2 separate regions of the Mus musculus genome follow, and region 1 is linked to region 2. The links are chromatin loops, found by intact Hi-C in ENCODE. Cell type or tissue: gastrocnemius. All regions are shown on one strand.

Region 1 (8,000 bases), 100 kb before region 2:
GCGTTTGTAGCTCTGAGCACTTGAATTCAACTCTTGCAAAAAAGGTGCCTAAGAAAGTGAAGGCGAGGATAGTGGGCCAGACCTGGACCGACCGCAGGAGCGTGATTACCAGACTCTCTGCTGACTGCGCAGGCCTGGTGAGTTAAGGCCTTGGTAGAGGTTCAAGGGATTTTTTTCAGCTTGAAAGCCCCCTCATATTTTGGCAGCACTTCCCTTGTATCCGAGTGTAGCTTTTATATTAGTAATTTTGAGTTGACTTGGTGGTAACCACCAGTTTGTCTGCAAAGTTTTTATTTGCTGCTTCTCGGTTGGTTAGGTGCGTGCCTTGATTTAAAATGTTAATTACATTTTATTTACAGTGTGGAGGAGGTAGGGGTGTGTGAGTGTGCATCTGTGGTGATCAGAGAACAACTTGGGTCTCTCCTTCCACACTCTGGGTCCCAGGGATAGAACTCAGATTCCATCAGGTTTGGCAGCAGGTGCCCTTACCTGCTGAGCCAACTCGGAACTGCTGAGCCTTACCTACTGAGTGTTTTTGAGCTAAGAATACTTTCTTCCCCAAACTGTTGAAATGCAGTTCTAAACCCTTCTGTTGAATACTATTATCAGTTTAAAAGTAGTTCCTCTTCAGAAGGACTTTCTCTTTGCCATGTTTCCCTGGGAAATTTCCAGGAACACTGGGCTATTAATTCAGAAGTGAATACCACTGGATGGTTGCTTCCATAGGGAAACTTTGCACCCAATATGGACATGTGTGACCAGGGTCCAGCTTAGAGAAGTTGCCAGCTCGTTGCTTCACTAGTCTGAATTAGCGCAGCAGTGGTGAGATGTAGCTCTCTATTAAGGGCCTTTTTTCCTTCCCTTTTATTTCTTTGGACTTGGCTCTCTTCCTTCTGTTGTGAGCCACTCTCTGCATAGGAAATGCTAGTGTGGGGTAGAACCCAGTCATAGTTCTCAAAGCTGTGGGCTCTAACTTGGCCTCACCCACATAACCCGAGTCTTCTCTGTTTATCTGTGGTTTATAGCTTAAAAGGATTCTGCTCTCACCTTCTCTGCTCACTGTTGATGGACTAGCAGAGCCACAAAAGATTGTTAACCTAGCAATCAAAATCCACAGTGGCCATTCTTGTTACCTATAAAACTTACTGTAATTGTCTCATCAGCACTTCATGGTTTGTTTCTTTGTGCCTACTGCAAGTCCTTAGAAGAAGATGGCTGCCTACTGATGTGTCACCTTAACTGAGTTGACTGAGTGGCTGCTGGGCGTGTGGCTTTGGTCTGGAAAGTTTAATGGCGCCGTGTGCTGCTTGCTTCTACTTAGCTTTAGCAGCAAGGGTCTTGAAAAATTGGGTGGGTGGATAAGGACCACTATGACAATGTTAGAACAAGGACAGTCCCTAAGCATCTGCAGAGAGATACTCAGTTCACAGGGCTGTTTGTGAGCCCTGTCTGTTCCTTAGCTTGCACGTTGCAGAAGCGCCACTTTCTGAGCTTGACCCACGTGACCTCTCAGAGAGCATGTGCTTTGGCCTGGGCCCCTCTCATCTTCACACAAGAGCTCCAGCCTCACAGTTAAAGACTAATCTTTATGATTTCTGTGTTATACCTCCACAGACCTTGTCAAATGGCAGTGTGTTTACTTTGTTACTTGTTTTAGAGGCAGAGGCTTCCTTTGTATGCCAGGCTGGCCTCAAACTCAAGATGGATCCTTTTGCTTATCTCTCTGAGTGGTAGCATACAAAATGTGACTTAAGAATTCTCAATTCTTAACATTAGGTGATGAACTCAATTACGAGGCCAGGTAATGAACTGACACTTAAGAACGGGCCAAGCACAGACTCGTTGTGTAGTAATGAAATTCCAGAGTACTGGAATGTTTTGTTTGTTTCTATGTAGATCAGGATTGCCTTCTTCAGCTCTTGACAGTTGATCTCTTATCTTTGTTTCCCAAGTGCTGAGATTTCAGGCATGCACCACATATATGGCTTACTTTGGAATTTCTGAAAGTAGTTGTGTTGAGTTACTTTTCTTTGTTCTTAGCCCTTTCATTTTTGTATTCATTTGAGGTAGGTAGGTGATTTGTGAAGGAGAATCTTGGTCATTCTCTATGGTGATGAAGAGGGACTTGTGTTTCCTTGTTCCTTCCTGTGATAATCAGGTCTCCTATTTTCAGTTCCCAAATTTATTTATGCATACAGCAGCCTTGGGGCTTGTATCTATGGCTTGTCTAGTTTACAGAAGAGCTTCATCTTCATTAGTCTTCTTGGAGGTCCTGTAGACTAGGGAAGAGTCGGGGAAGCTGGACATTTGCTGCTGATCTTGGAATGTTTTAAACCCCTGCGAGGCATTCTGAAAATGCTTTTATAAAGTCCACTTTATCCGAGCTATTTGAGGAGAGTCTCTTAGCAAGCTTATAGAGTACCCCCCAATGTATTTTAAGTCCTAGTGCATGCCTGCTTTAGCTAATAGACAAGTCATTGTTTGTAATTAGCATATCCAGAGAACAACGTGGAGTCCTAGCATTTTGACTGGGATGAGTTCTCAGATGTCTTTAGAAATGGGGAAACCGAAGATCAGAGAGAGCAAGAACCCCACAGGGACAATGTCAGCGCTGGCAGGAGTGCTCCAGCTCTTTTTTTCCCCCTACTGTTCCCAGTTGGCAGATGGCATTAAGGTTTAGCTGCTCACTAGCAGATGTGTGGTAGATGCTGGCCATCTTATACTAAGGCTCAGTTACTCAGAATGCATTGTTTTTAATGATATTTGTTCTGTTGATTGTTCGATAATTTCTTCCATCTCTCTACTTTCAATTTAAAACAACCTCGCAAATTTAGTTTTAGCTCCCATTGTACTGATAGCATTAGGGCTTTGTAAGTTAAATTTGATTAAAATTAGCCATTAACTTAAGAGTATCATAGCTAGAGACTGCTTCCTCTAGGGTATCATTATATGTAAACTAGATAGTCTGGGTTGTGGCTTATTTACTCTTCTTTAGGTTAAGTAGGTAGGGGTTGAACCGAAGGCCTTCCATGTGCTAGGAGGGTTCTTTACCACTGCCTCCAGCCCTGGTTGTGGTGTTTTAAACTGTGGTTTAAAATATAACATAAGACCTTGTTTTCACATATCATTTATAAAATTGCAAAAATAACAGGATTTATAAAAGTGTGTAGCATATTAATATCACCCTCTGCTGTAACTTTTAACTTTTTATTTTATATGTATAAGTGTTTTGAGCACATGGTATATGCACCACTTGCATGCATGGTGCTCACAGAGTTCAGAAAGGGTATCAGATCCCATGGAAATGGAGTTTGGGATGGTTTTGTAAACCACCTTGTGGTGCTGGAAACTGAACCCAGTTTCTTTGCACGATAGCAAGTGCACTGAACTGCTGAGCCATTTCCAGAGCCATACCTGTAAAAAGAAAGGAAAGGACAACAGAAGTAGCATGGCCAAAGGGTAGTGGGTGAGTGCATCCACATGGAAGAGAGGTGCATGCACTTGTGTGCGTCTTGACAGCACACAGTATCCATCTCTGTCACATTTCCTGTGGAGTTGAAATGTGCCCCTTCCAGGTGTAATAAGAGCACTTTGGGGCTTTTCTTTTGACAGTTTTTCAGTAGGTGAAGAGTTTGCAATGATCTTCTAGGCCTTGAAATAAAATATAATTTCTTTGTCCAATAACGTGTTGAAAAACATTGTAATCTGAGTCCTGTTTGCTTTTGAAATTTTGAAAATTCTTGTATTATTTTTAAAAAGTTATCAGATCTAGTTAAGCTGGGTGGCTAATCTATGCAGCCCTGCGTCCATTCTTCATTATAGAAATAGCTGAGGTAGTGAGTTGACTATAAAACTTTCCACTTTATTTTGTGTTTGATGCACATTGTTAGGCTATGGTGCTTATTTTAAAAGATTCATTTACTTACATGTGTGTGCATGCATGTATAAGTGTGTTTCTTGGGTGTGTGTGTGTGTGTGTGTGTGCTTGCTTGCTGAGGGTGTCTAGTCCACAAGAAGTGTAGTTGCATGCAGGTAGTTGAGAGCCAGCTGACATAGATGCTGGGAACTAAACTCAGTTCCCTTAACCTTTGAGCCATTTCTCCAGTCTTGTATTGCTTTTTAATGTCATCTATTATGAATTTATACCTATCTATTTATGAATTTATACCTCTTTTTCTAGTAATGTTGCTTTAAATGAATAATATAGTCATTAACTCAACAGGAGGCAAGTCATCAGACCTTTCCGTTGTCCGCATGGTGCTTAGTACAGCCGGTCTAGTATAGACTACCCTCTGTTAACACAAGCAGGTGCAAAGAGAAGAGAATGCTTTTGAAAATAATGCAGTCTATGCAGTAGGGGGCACTAGATGAAGGCAAAAATGGATTCTTCTGTTGAATTAGCTGTAGCCTGTGTCTGGTTCGTATGTAAGTGACGTGGTCATTGTTTCCCCTTCATTGTTTTCTTGATGGATTTAGTTCTTAGTTCCAAACACTATGTGTGAAGGAGACAATAACTAACTTAATTCAGACCAAACGATCACAGTCTAATAGTTGTACACCTTTTCCTTACACATTTACTGTTCTTTGGAGTTTTAGGATAGAGAAGTAGGGACAACAGTTGATAATTCCTTATTTAGAACAAGTCATTAAAATTGTGTTTTTAATACCTTTTAAAAACAAAATGGAATTTTGTTAAAGAGAAAATGGAAAAGACCAATTATTTGAAGTGATTTGAAAACTTTGTTGTTGTTATTGGTGGTGGTGTGTATATGTGTGTGTGGGTATGTGTGTGTGTAAAATGGATATAATTAACCAATAGCTAATGTTGGTGGCATCATTACATGCTTGGGTTTTTGGTTTTTTTTTTAATTCCTTTCTAATCTATCCTCCAGTACAGTATCAGATGGAGATGATGCGCAGCCTTCGCCATGTCAACATTGATCACCTCCACGTGGGCTGGTATCAGTCCACATATTACGGCTCCTTCGTTACCCGGGCGCTTCTGGATTCTCAGTTCAGCTACCAGCACGCCATTGAAGAGTCTGTCGTCCTCATTTATGGTTAGTAGGAGGCTCCTTTATTATTCTTTTCCTCCCTTAATATTATTACTACTATTTTTGCTTTCTGTCTTTCTGCCTCTTGGAGCAGCCTGGCAGGCCTTCTCAAGTAAACATCAGCCCCGCGCTGCAGCAGCCTCAGCAGCAGCTAAGTCTAGACAGGGTTTCCTTCTTTCTGTTTATTTTTCTTGCTATCAGAGCCCTGATGTGTACGTTTTGGAATGCTGGAGTAGCTGCTTCGTTTTTTCCCCCCTCTCCCTCCCTCCTTGCAGGAGCTGGTGGAATGAGACCAGATGTCTAACAAACTCTCCCATTGCTGGAGTGTCTGGTTCTATACATGACTGACCAATCATAATACCGCATGCCAAGTTCTCTCTCTCTCTCTCTCTCTCTCTTCCCCTTTTCTTCTTTTTCTTCTTTTTTTTAACCTCTGACAGCAGCGTACAAAACCTGGACTGTTTCTTCGCACAAAGATTTTTTTCTTTTCGGCCTATTTAATGGTGTTTCCTCAAGCTCTCCAGACCAGATGTTCTGTGCTGTATCAGAACCGTAGGCAATTTAACAGCTTTATAGCCTCCCCCTCCCCAAACACTCACAGTTTGCCATATCTGGCAGACTCGCATATAGTTTCCAGCTGAGAAGTAAATGTAACGTCCTGAGTATCTGTCAGAAAAAATACTAATGAATACGATCAATCTTATGAGCTGCCCCGAAATTGTTTCAGTGTGTTAGCAATTGGATTACAGAGAGAACAAGTTGTTAAAGTGCACTTATATTGGCTGGAAACATTGCATCATCAGACCTTGATGAATTTTCCACTTGCTTCAATCTATTTTGGTTTTCATTTTATCACCTATTGCTAAAAGTTTCACTGTGTTGAATTTCAGACAACATGAATGTTAACACAGGTTTTAGGCGAACATTGGCTCTCCAGAGCAGTTATCATGCAGCAAGTGCTAAGCTCCCTTCCTTGTGGAGTGTTTAAGCAGTCAGTTTTGACAAAACTTATTTCCCTAAAACTATAACGACACTTTGCGATAGCACTTTGACTTAGTGGTTTGGTTTTTACAATCTGCTTTAATGAAGAACTGTGAACAGTGCTCACTGGGATGGATACATTTTGTTCCCAGGGCTATTCCTTTTCAATTTATTGATTGAAGGGCTATAGAAGTATTCACAGAGATTTTTCTATGCTTAATATTCATGAGTATTTTTCTCTTATTTACACAAAATCTGTAGAATTAATCATATATTTAATTTTCAACAAGTTTACTGGTTCTGCTTGAGGGATGGATTTGAAGGTATCCTAGCTAGATTTTGACTGTATTCTGGTTTTAATCAGCTTCAGATTATGTTCTGATTATTTAATTTGGTCTTCATATTTCAAAGCTGTGTGATTAGTAGCAGTGTGCCCAGAACTAGTACTATATGAGCGCTAGTGACAACATTCTCAGTAATAGCTTTCTCTTTTCCTTTTTTGAGATCCCATAAAAACTGCCCAAGGATCTCTCTCGCTGAAGGCGTACAGACTGACTCCTAAACTGATGGAAGTTTGTAAAGAGAAGGACTTTTCCCCTGAAGCGTAAGTGTTGCAGGCCCGTGAGGCATGTGGTAAACGACTTCGGGTTGTTTTGTGTGTGTGTTTTTTTACGAATTTCAGTTTGCCCCGCCGTGTCCTGAGTCCTTGGCTGGGCTGTGGTAGTGCTGTGTGGGTGGTGGACGGTTTCTGCAGCAGGCAGGTACCACTTGATCTCTCCTCCTCCGAGGTGAAGCTCTGTAGGAAAGTCTCGTCTGCGCTTTTCACTCCGCTGGGTGCAGTTAGTGGGAATTAACTAGCCCGTGTACCAAGCACGTCATAGGTGGTAGAGTGCAGGGACGGGGGAAGAGTGGCTAGCCACTACCAGACTGCAAGCTGCAGCCTGCTCCTGCACCCCGTGTCTGTCCTCTTAGATACATAGAAACAGTTCAGGGATTCAGAGGGCAAAAAGTGGCTTATTAGAAACTTAGGGGGTAATTAACTGTTCTGTGATCTGGCTTCGTAGTATGGGAATATTTTTTTCAAAAAAAATATTTACAATTCTTCTGTAATTGTGAAGTTTTTTTATTTCATATGAAACTTCATGTTGGACTAGTTTCCCACTGACTCCTAAAAATGTGTAGATTCTTAGAAGACAAGCTGAGTCTCGAAGCTCTAAGTATGGAGCTGTAGCCAGGCTAAGAGAAGCTGTGCTCCGCCTGTGCTCTGCCAGTGTAAGGCTCCTGTGACTGCTCTCTTGGAAGCACCCTTCTGTGGTGTGGAGGGCGCTGCCCTTTGCAGCTCCTTTAAGTGTGCATTCTATCAAGTACCTCACAGTGGCAATGTCAGAGTCACTGAAAAGTTAAGAATTCCTGACTGTAAAGAATAAGCAGGGATTTTTCTCCATTTGTTTGTTGTACTTTGTCCCTTATTTTCTGGCCTTTCAGCTCAGATTCATACCACTTTCAAAGTTACTCAAATGGACTTGGGTTTGGCAATCACTCCCCACCCCCAAGCCGTTAAAAGCACTAATGAAACAGAGCCTATGGAGGGTGCCTATAATTGGGTAAAATGTATGAACTACTCAATTTAGCATTCTGTTCTGACCACTGGCCTCAGGTATTTTTAACATGCTTCACAGATTGAAAAAGGCAAGCATCACCTTTGAGCACATGTTTGAAGAAGTGCCGATTGTAATTAAAAACTCACATCTGATCAATGTCCTTATGTGGGAACTTGAGAAGAAGTCAGCTGTGGCGGATAAGCACGAATTGCTCAGTCTTGCTAGCAGGTGAGTGACCCTGCCTAATGGAAGTCTTTTTTTTTTTAAATAATGCAAACTTTTTTGTATACTTTCCTGTGAAATAAGGAAAAATGACTGAGAAACACTTTGAGGTTACTAGAGTAAATGCAACAGCATGCACTGT
Region 2 (8,000 bases):
GATTGCTTCTATTTCCATTCTCAGGTCGTGAACAGTTTTAATCATTTCCTTCCCCTGTTTAATTGTATTTTCCTGAATTTCTTTAAGGGATTTATTTGTTTCCTCTTTAAAGACCTCTACTTCCTGTATTTCTTTGAGGAACTTATTGGCTTCCCTTTAAAGGCACCTGTCATCTTTATAAGGTTGGATTTAAGGTCATTTCTTGTTCTTTGGTTGTGTTAGGGTATCTAGGGCTTGCTATAGTCAGCTCCCTTTTCCCTGAAGGTACCATGTTGCCCTGGCTCTTCTCTGTGTTCTTCCACTGGCCTTTTACCATCTGGTTGTCCCTGGATGTTCCTGGTGTAGCGGGTATAGGGAAGGCAGGCCTAATCTGGATGTTCCCATGCAGCAGGCCTCCTGTGGTCAGCCTTGCACTGGTTGTCCTTGTGTAGTAGGCATGGATGTTCCTGGTTTGGTGGGCCTTGATATTACTTGTTCAGCAGGCCTGATAGAGGCCATCAGAGCAGTAGATCTCTGGGGAGAGCCTGTGGTTGGCTCAGGAAAACCAATCATTGAAAAAAGAAAATGACACCTGAGAAATGATGTTCAAGGTTTTCTTCTGGCCTCTGTTTGCACACACACACACAAGTACATTTATATGTACCCATGTACAGACAAACGAGCACACACATACATACACATATTCATACAAAGCCAACATAATGAATAAAGTGACATCTCTAAGATGCAAAGCCAAGCCAAACCAAACGCAACCAAAAAGATTTCAAAGCATTCTAAGTCATTCTTTCCTCTTCCAGAATTGGTTAAGCTCATCTAGTTTGCTATCGGTAGATAGACCCATAACAAAGCACATTGTTCCCTGGGGTTTACTGAGCTAGTTCAGAGTTCACCTTATAAACGTGCAGGGTAAAAATAATACTCAGGTGCCTTTAAAATTTGTGATGATTGATCTGAGACTTCAATTCTCCTAAATGCTCTAGTGCTTCAAACTAATGGATTCCAAGTGGACGCTTGTAAACAAATGTTTCCAATTTTACATACATGCTTTAATATAAAAAATTACGGAAGAGAGTAAAAATTGCTTACAACTTGTTACTTGGTACTTGCATGGCTTATCCATGGATCGCCACACCTGTAGTCACTGCATCATGAATGACAGTAGGAACTTGCCGGAGCAGACGCTAACAGTGGTGGCCAGTGGTCTGCTTCCAGGACATTGCTACATTGTATCAATTAGTTATATTTTACAAATTTTATAAAGTCACACTCACATGTACTTTTTAACAGGACTTGTGCATATACACTTGGCAATGCTATAAGGCCTGTTGTTTGGCCAAACACAGAAGTATTTATTATGAGGGTATTTTATTTTGTTGTCTATGTTTTGAGAAAAAGTCTCTGAACATAGTTCAGGCTGGCCTTGAACTTGGCAGTCCTCTTGCCTCTGCCTGCCAAGTGCTGGGTCAATAGGTTTATCATACCATGTCTAGCCTATGACTTAGATGGGATTAATACTTTCATGATGAAACTCTAAGTAAAGCACATTCTATCCTGTGAATAGGTGGACAGATTTCATCAAATCAGTTAGGATCTCGAAGACAAGGACTGATAGAGTGATTGGCACAGATTTTCTACTTTCTTCCTTCTGGGATTCACTCCACTGACTGCAGCAAATCAGTTTTGCTGACGTTTAGTGTGCCTGTTTGCTCTGTGAGTTTTAGACTTGTTAGCACACACAGTATATACAAAACAGAAGTCTCTCTCTCTCTCTTTCTCTCTCTCTCATTTTACTTCTGTGGACAATACAATAGTAATTTAATCTTATTTATTTATTTATTTATTTAGGTGGTAACTGTCCACATTTTGTCCTGCATAGAATTGCAATGATAGTATTATAAATTTCTTAAGTTACCAAACAAAGGTAGGTTGCATACTTAGAATTTTATGCCCTTCTAAGTACGCACTCCAAAGTGATACAAAATGCTCTTCTTCTCTACAGCACTGCCTTAAAGACATGTATTTATCTGTCGTAGTCTGTCGGCTCTGCTCTAGCCGAACACTGGCCAAGAGATTTATGATGAACAGAAATGTCCTACTCAAATCAAAACAACTCTGAGATTCCATCTCACACCAGTCAGAATGGCTAAGATGAAAAATTCAGGTGACAGCAGATGCTGGCTAGGATGTGGAGAAAGAGGAACACTCCTCCATTGTTGGTGGGATTGCAAGCTTGTACAACCACTCTGGAAATCAGTCTGGCGGTTCCTCAGAAAATTTGACATAGTACTACCGGAGGATCCAGCAACACCTCTCCTGGGCATATATCCAGGAGATGCCCCAAACGGTAAGAAGGACACGTTCTCCACTATGTTCATAGCAGCCTTATTTATAATAGCCAGAAGCTGGAAAGAATCCAGATGCCCCTCAACAGAGGAATGGATACAGAAAATGTGGTATATTTACACAATGGAGTACTACTCAGCTATTAAAAAGAATGAATTTATGACATTCCTAGGCAAATGGATGGACCTGGAGGGCATCATCCTGAGTGAGGTAACCCAATCACAAAGGAACTCACACAATATGTACTCACTGATAAGTAGATATTAGCCCAGAAACGTAGGATACCCAAGATATAAGATACAATTTGCTAAACACATGAAACTCAAGAAGAACGAAGACCAAAGTGTGGACACTTTGCCCCTTCTTAGAATAGGGAACAAAACACCCATGGAAGGAGTTACAGAGACAAAGTTTGGAGTTGTGATGAAAGGATGGACCATCTAGAGACTGCCATATCCAGGGATCCATCCCATAATCAGCCTCCAAACGCTGACACCATTGCATACACTAGCAAGATTTTGCTGAAAGGACCCTGATATAGCTGTCTCTTGTGAAACTATGCCGGGGCCTAGCAAACACAGAAGTGGATGCTCACAGTCAGCTATTGGATGGATCACAGGGCCCCCAATGGAGGAGCTAGAGAAAGTACCCAAGGAGCTAAAGGGAACTGCCACCCTATAGGTGGAACAACATTATGAACTAACCAGTACCCCGGAGCTCTTGACTCTAGCTGCATATGTATCAAAAGATGGCCTAGTCAGCCATCACTGGAAAGAGAGGCCCATTGGTCTTGCAAACTTTATATGCCCCAGTACAGGGGAACGCCAGGGCCAAAAAGGGGGAGTGGGTGGGTAGGGGAGTGGGGGGGGTATGGGGGACTTTTGGGATAGCATTGGAAATGTAAATGAGGAAAATACCTAATAAAAAAATTAAAAAAAAAAAAGAAAGAAATGTCCTACTCACACTTCTGGAAGCTGGGACTCAAGCACAGGTAGCAGCAGGGTTGACGTCTGAAGGCCCCACCTCCTCTGTTTCACTTCATGTGACGGAAGGCAGAAGGGAAAGAAAGGGGCTGGTCCTGAAGGGTGTTTTGTAGGGTGTAATGAAGGGAGAACCTTCATCACGTTCGTCCTCTAGAGCCCCAACCTTTTAATGGCACTAGAGTGGAGATTAAACTTCAATGTGATTTTAGGTAATGAGGTAGTGCTATGGGTTATGACTTATGCCATAGCACCAGCCCACTATTAAAATATGAGATGTTGAAAACAAATAATGTTATTTCAAAGTTAATTCTTGCTAGGCCCTTGAAATCCTTATGTAACCAAGGCTAGACTTGAACTCCTGATCTTTGTACCTTTGCCTCTCATGTGCTGGCTTTACAATCACGTGCAACAACACCTGGCTGGAGAAAGAATTTTAAAGGTTTAGGTTTATAAACTAGGTGGTACTTTATGTCCTTCTGTCTCCAAAAGTGAATCACGAGGTCTTCGTTACTGTTTTTTTTTTTGCTGTGAGGAGACACCGTGGCCAAAGCAATTTGTAACATAAAACATTTCATTGGGGTTTGCTTACAGCTTCTGAGGGCTAGTTCATGACCACTATGGCAGGGAGCTTGGCGACAGGTAGGCATGGCGTGGCAGTGGAACTGCAGCCAAGGGCGCACATCTGATCTGTAAGCTGCGGGCAGAGATGGAACAGGAGCAGAGATGTTGCACCGGCACACTTCCTTTGTGAAGTTCGCCTCCTAATCAACCCTTCCCAAACAGTCTACCAACTGGGAACCAAAGACTCGAATATGCGAATCTATGGAAGTCGTTCTCGTGTAACCTGCCATACTGTGTCTCTCATTCCCAAACATTTTTAACACTTTAAAAACAAAAACAAAAATATGGAGACAGAATTTCCTAACCTTCTGGGAAGTCCAGTGAAAAGATTTAAGGTACGATATCTCTCAGTTTGCCACAGGAGCGAGTGGCAAAGGAAAGATGGACCGTATCAGTGAAATTTTAACCAGGACCTTTGCATAATTAACGCATTACAAGTAGGACATTATAAGTTCAGATACCATTGTGTTTGCTTGACTGGACCTTACACACACCTATGAGGATAACCTTTAATTCGGAATGCAAATAAACCGAAGTGGCAAATGCTGAATAATGATTTCACTGAAAATTTTTCTCGAAGTAACACCAGATAGTCACCATTTTGTGTGCACTGAGCAAGGTAATTTTTACCATAGAGTTAATATTTTGGTTTGGTGTTAACATACCATATGATGGTAGTCCTTATTTTAACTTCTGGTTTTGGTCCTATTCTAAGATGGCATAAACAAATAAATGCAAGCGTGTTGAGGATGGGTGTTAGAAGGGCCTGTGGGCTGAGCTCAGTGGGAGAGAACTTGCCTACCTTGCAGGGAGCCCTGAGTTCAACTCCCCAGTTCCACAGAAGAGAAGGGATGGAGTAATTAGAAAGGTTTGGAGCTAAGGTTAGGCTCTTAAAGGTAAATGACTGAAGTGCGCCCCCATGTGGTGGGGGGAAAGGCCACAGCCACTAGCCACAAGCTACAGGGCGATACCCAAGAACTGGAAGTAAGAAAACAATCTGAACTCAGTGGAAAACCTCAGGGGCATCGAGGGACGCTGAGGGCGACAGTGCCAACTGGCATCTGTCCAGGATGCTAATGCCCCTCTTCTTACAGAAGTATCGAGGGACCGAGGGAGGAGGCGGGAAGGAGGCTAACTTGGAAGCCTATCAGGAAATACAGGAAATTTAATTTTAAAATTAGAAAAAGTTTTCATTTAATAGGATTAAGGAGAGCATTGGGTAAGTACTGTTTAAAAATGTAAAACTGCTCAGAATGGCAGCCGGCCAACCATCTATAGTAAGTCGCTTCTCCTCCCCATTATCTAGAATGGTTCTTTGTGTTTAACTTTTTCCCTCTGAAATACTAAACCCGTTGGCTGCTTGATCCATTTTAGCACATGCTTGCAAATGGAAGACATACAACATGAGGGTGTGTTTATTATTATTTTTTTCTTTAGACTGTAACTTTGGTTAAAACTATTGAAGTCCTGGCTTAGGGCTGGAGGAAAGGATTCCCTTTCTCAGGTAGCCAGAGTGGTCCTTAAGCAAAAAGGAACTAAGAGGCCCGAAACCAGATAGGAATAGAACTGATACCAGAATTTTTAATGCTGGAATACTACCCACGAACAGGCTCGGTTAGGCAGGTGCGCGCGCTGTGGCTCTTGGAGACACAGGGTGGGATGAAGTCTTCAAAGAGTACACTGTGTTTGGCTGCACAATTGTCTTTCCTCTTGGCAAAAGCTTGACTATTATACAAGGGTGGAGAGGAAGGCTAGGAAGAGATGAGGCCGGGTACACCCCACAACAGATTTCACCTTTAGGACCTCTGGGGGTTTAAATAAAATTCAAGACATAGAGTCAGTTCTTGAATACGTGACTTACCACTTAGCACATGGTATTTTTCAAGTCCAAGTTTGCAACTCTTTAAGGTGTATTTTTCCAAACCCCTTATTTTTCCATACTTATATATGGGACAGCCAAACTCTGATTCCCAGAAGACTGTGGACGATGCTTAAATCCCTGACTAGGCATTTAAGAAAGCAGGTATGACATCTCTTTAAGTCCTGGAGGAGAAGTGGTCTGTCTTTGAAATGAAATAACCCCCAGGATACAGTCCCTTGGTATCCTCAGTACACTGTTTCCAGGATCCTTCCCACTGACACAGAGCCTGCTCTCAGATTCCAAATCCACTGTGCAAAGCTACAAAGCTGCACAGTGACTGCACAGATGTCCAGATAGACTCATAATGAGTAGAACATCTCTGGATTTTTGTAACACAAGTTAAATGCATCTGAGTAGTCCTGAAGCTGAAATTTTGGAGGAAATAATAACACAAATATAGTCACACTCAGGAGAGTTGTGATTTTTGTGGGTTTAAAAAATACTTTTCATTTGAAGCTGTTTGGCTCCATGGAGATAGAGCCCATGGATAGAGAGGACCAGTTACATGTACAGAGTCTGACCACTTCTCAAATACCTATTGTTATCTTGGTGTCCAAGCCACCATTGTCCCCTGGCCTTTTCTAATGCTCCTTAGCTGCTGTTCTCTCTGCTCCCACTTTTGTTCCAGTGGAGCCTGTTGTAAGCACAGAGTCACAGTGACCATCTGCTAAGTAAGACCGTGTTCCTCCATCTTCAATGGCACCCATTTTTACTCAGATGAAGAGCCCAAGTCCCTCAAAGGCCTAAGGACTCTGCTGGGCTGGCCCTGTGCATACCTCCTGTCTCCCCTGCTCATACTTACACCTAGCCATGCATCTCTCTGTGCTTCATCAAGTAGCCCAAGTGCAGGCTTTCTTTTTTTTTCTGAAATATTTCTCTGAAATATTCTTCCATCAAACAGCTGTGTGAATTTTTTTATGCCCCTTGCCATTTGCTGATCTCTAGCATGGCAATATTCTGTGGTATTTCCTTTAGAAGACTTTTCACTACCTATCACCTACAAGGATTTATCTTTGTATTCTATATAGATGTGCCCGGGTCTTCTTTAGAGACACCATCTGTGGTGTCCATGCCTGCTGGGACTGTACTACTATTTAACAGCGATCTGTTTATTTCTAGCTTATGTAAAATGATCTTGAGTTTTATAAAGTCAATATTTCTTTATTTGGGGGCAGTTATATTGAACCATTGAAGACTTCCTGTGTGGATTCTTGAAGTGATTTTGGATGGCTGAGGTTTAGCTATAAGGATATTTCTTGTGAAGTGAATTATACTCTCCTGTGACCTCACCAGACTGTAGACTTGACCCTTACTGCAATGGTGGTTGGTGAAAGATGCTGGGGATAGAATGATGCTATTAACTCAATAGGACTGATGACCTTACAGGAGAGAAAAACCTTTGTTCTCTCTTTACCTATACAAAAGATAGGTCATATGAGGAAACAGTGAGAACGTAGACTTCACGTTCGAGGCAAGAAGCATCCTTACCAGGAACTGGGTCTGTAGGCACCTGGACTTCCTGGAGCCCAGAACTACAAGAAATAAACCTGTGTTAAGCTCAGCAGTCTGATGTGATATTTTGTTTTGGCACCATGAGCTACCTTCCAGAACGACAGAGAAATACGAGAAGAATAGCTTGTCCAGAGGAAGTTTTAGATGCTACTTGGCCACCTACTATTGTTTTTGTACGTTTTTTATAAGCACATTGTTTAATGGCTATATAGTATTATTAAATGAATTTTTCGGAAATAAGGATGAACTCAGGACCTTACAGAGGCTAACAAGACAACCACTTTCCCATGGAGCTGACTACTATCTGGAGGGTCTCCAGAATTGTCCAGGCAAGCCACAAACTTGTAATCTTCTGGCCTTAGACTCTCAGTAGCCAGGACTGCATATGTGTGTTGTGGCTGCTCATGGCTAGAATTGGAGTAGTTCCTAAAGTAAAGATTTCAATGAGATAAAAACCCTAGTCATCAATACACTAACTCAAGAATAACTTTTATTGAAGGCACTGATGTGTGGATGCCCTGTTTGTCATCTTTCCATTACTGTAACAAAATACCTAAGGTAATTAACTTAAATAGAGGAAAGGTTTATTTTGGCTGATGGTTTTGGCAGTTTCAGTTGTT

What was found. Peaks named below come from ENCODE experiments on the same cell type or tissue, not always from the same donor. Only the 100,000 strongest peaks of a DNase experiment are listed, where the experiment ranks them.
Region 1: it touches region 2 in a loop (6-fold over the local background); 8 of 42 quality-filtered maps call a loop at or near these places.

What each region holds. Positions count from the first base shown.
Region 1 is chr15:51,796,252-51,804,251 of GRCm38, reverse strand. It overlaps Eif3h (eukaryotic translation initiation factor 3, subunit H), which reads left to right. Exons shown (of 8, transcript NM_080635.1): 3 at 4,893-5,060; 4 at 6,540-6,639; 5 at 7,715-7,864. Among named protein-coding and RNA genes, the nearest start is that of Gm41320, 25 kb to the right of the region's middle. In gastrocnemius, a CTCF peak has its summit at 4,369 (motif pointing right); no DNase peak of the experiment used is centred here; H3K27ac peaks cover 1,051 bases.
Region 2 is chr15:51,693,787-51,701,786 of GRCm38, reverse strand. No RefSeq gene overlaps it. Among named protein-coding and RNA genes, the nearest start is that of Gm34562, 45 kb to the right of the region's middle. In gastrocnemius, a CTCF peak has its summit at 4,869 (motif pointing left); a DNase peak (open chromatin) is centred at 4,936.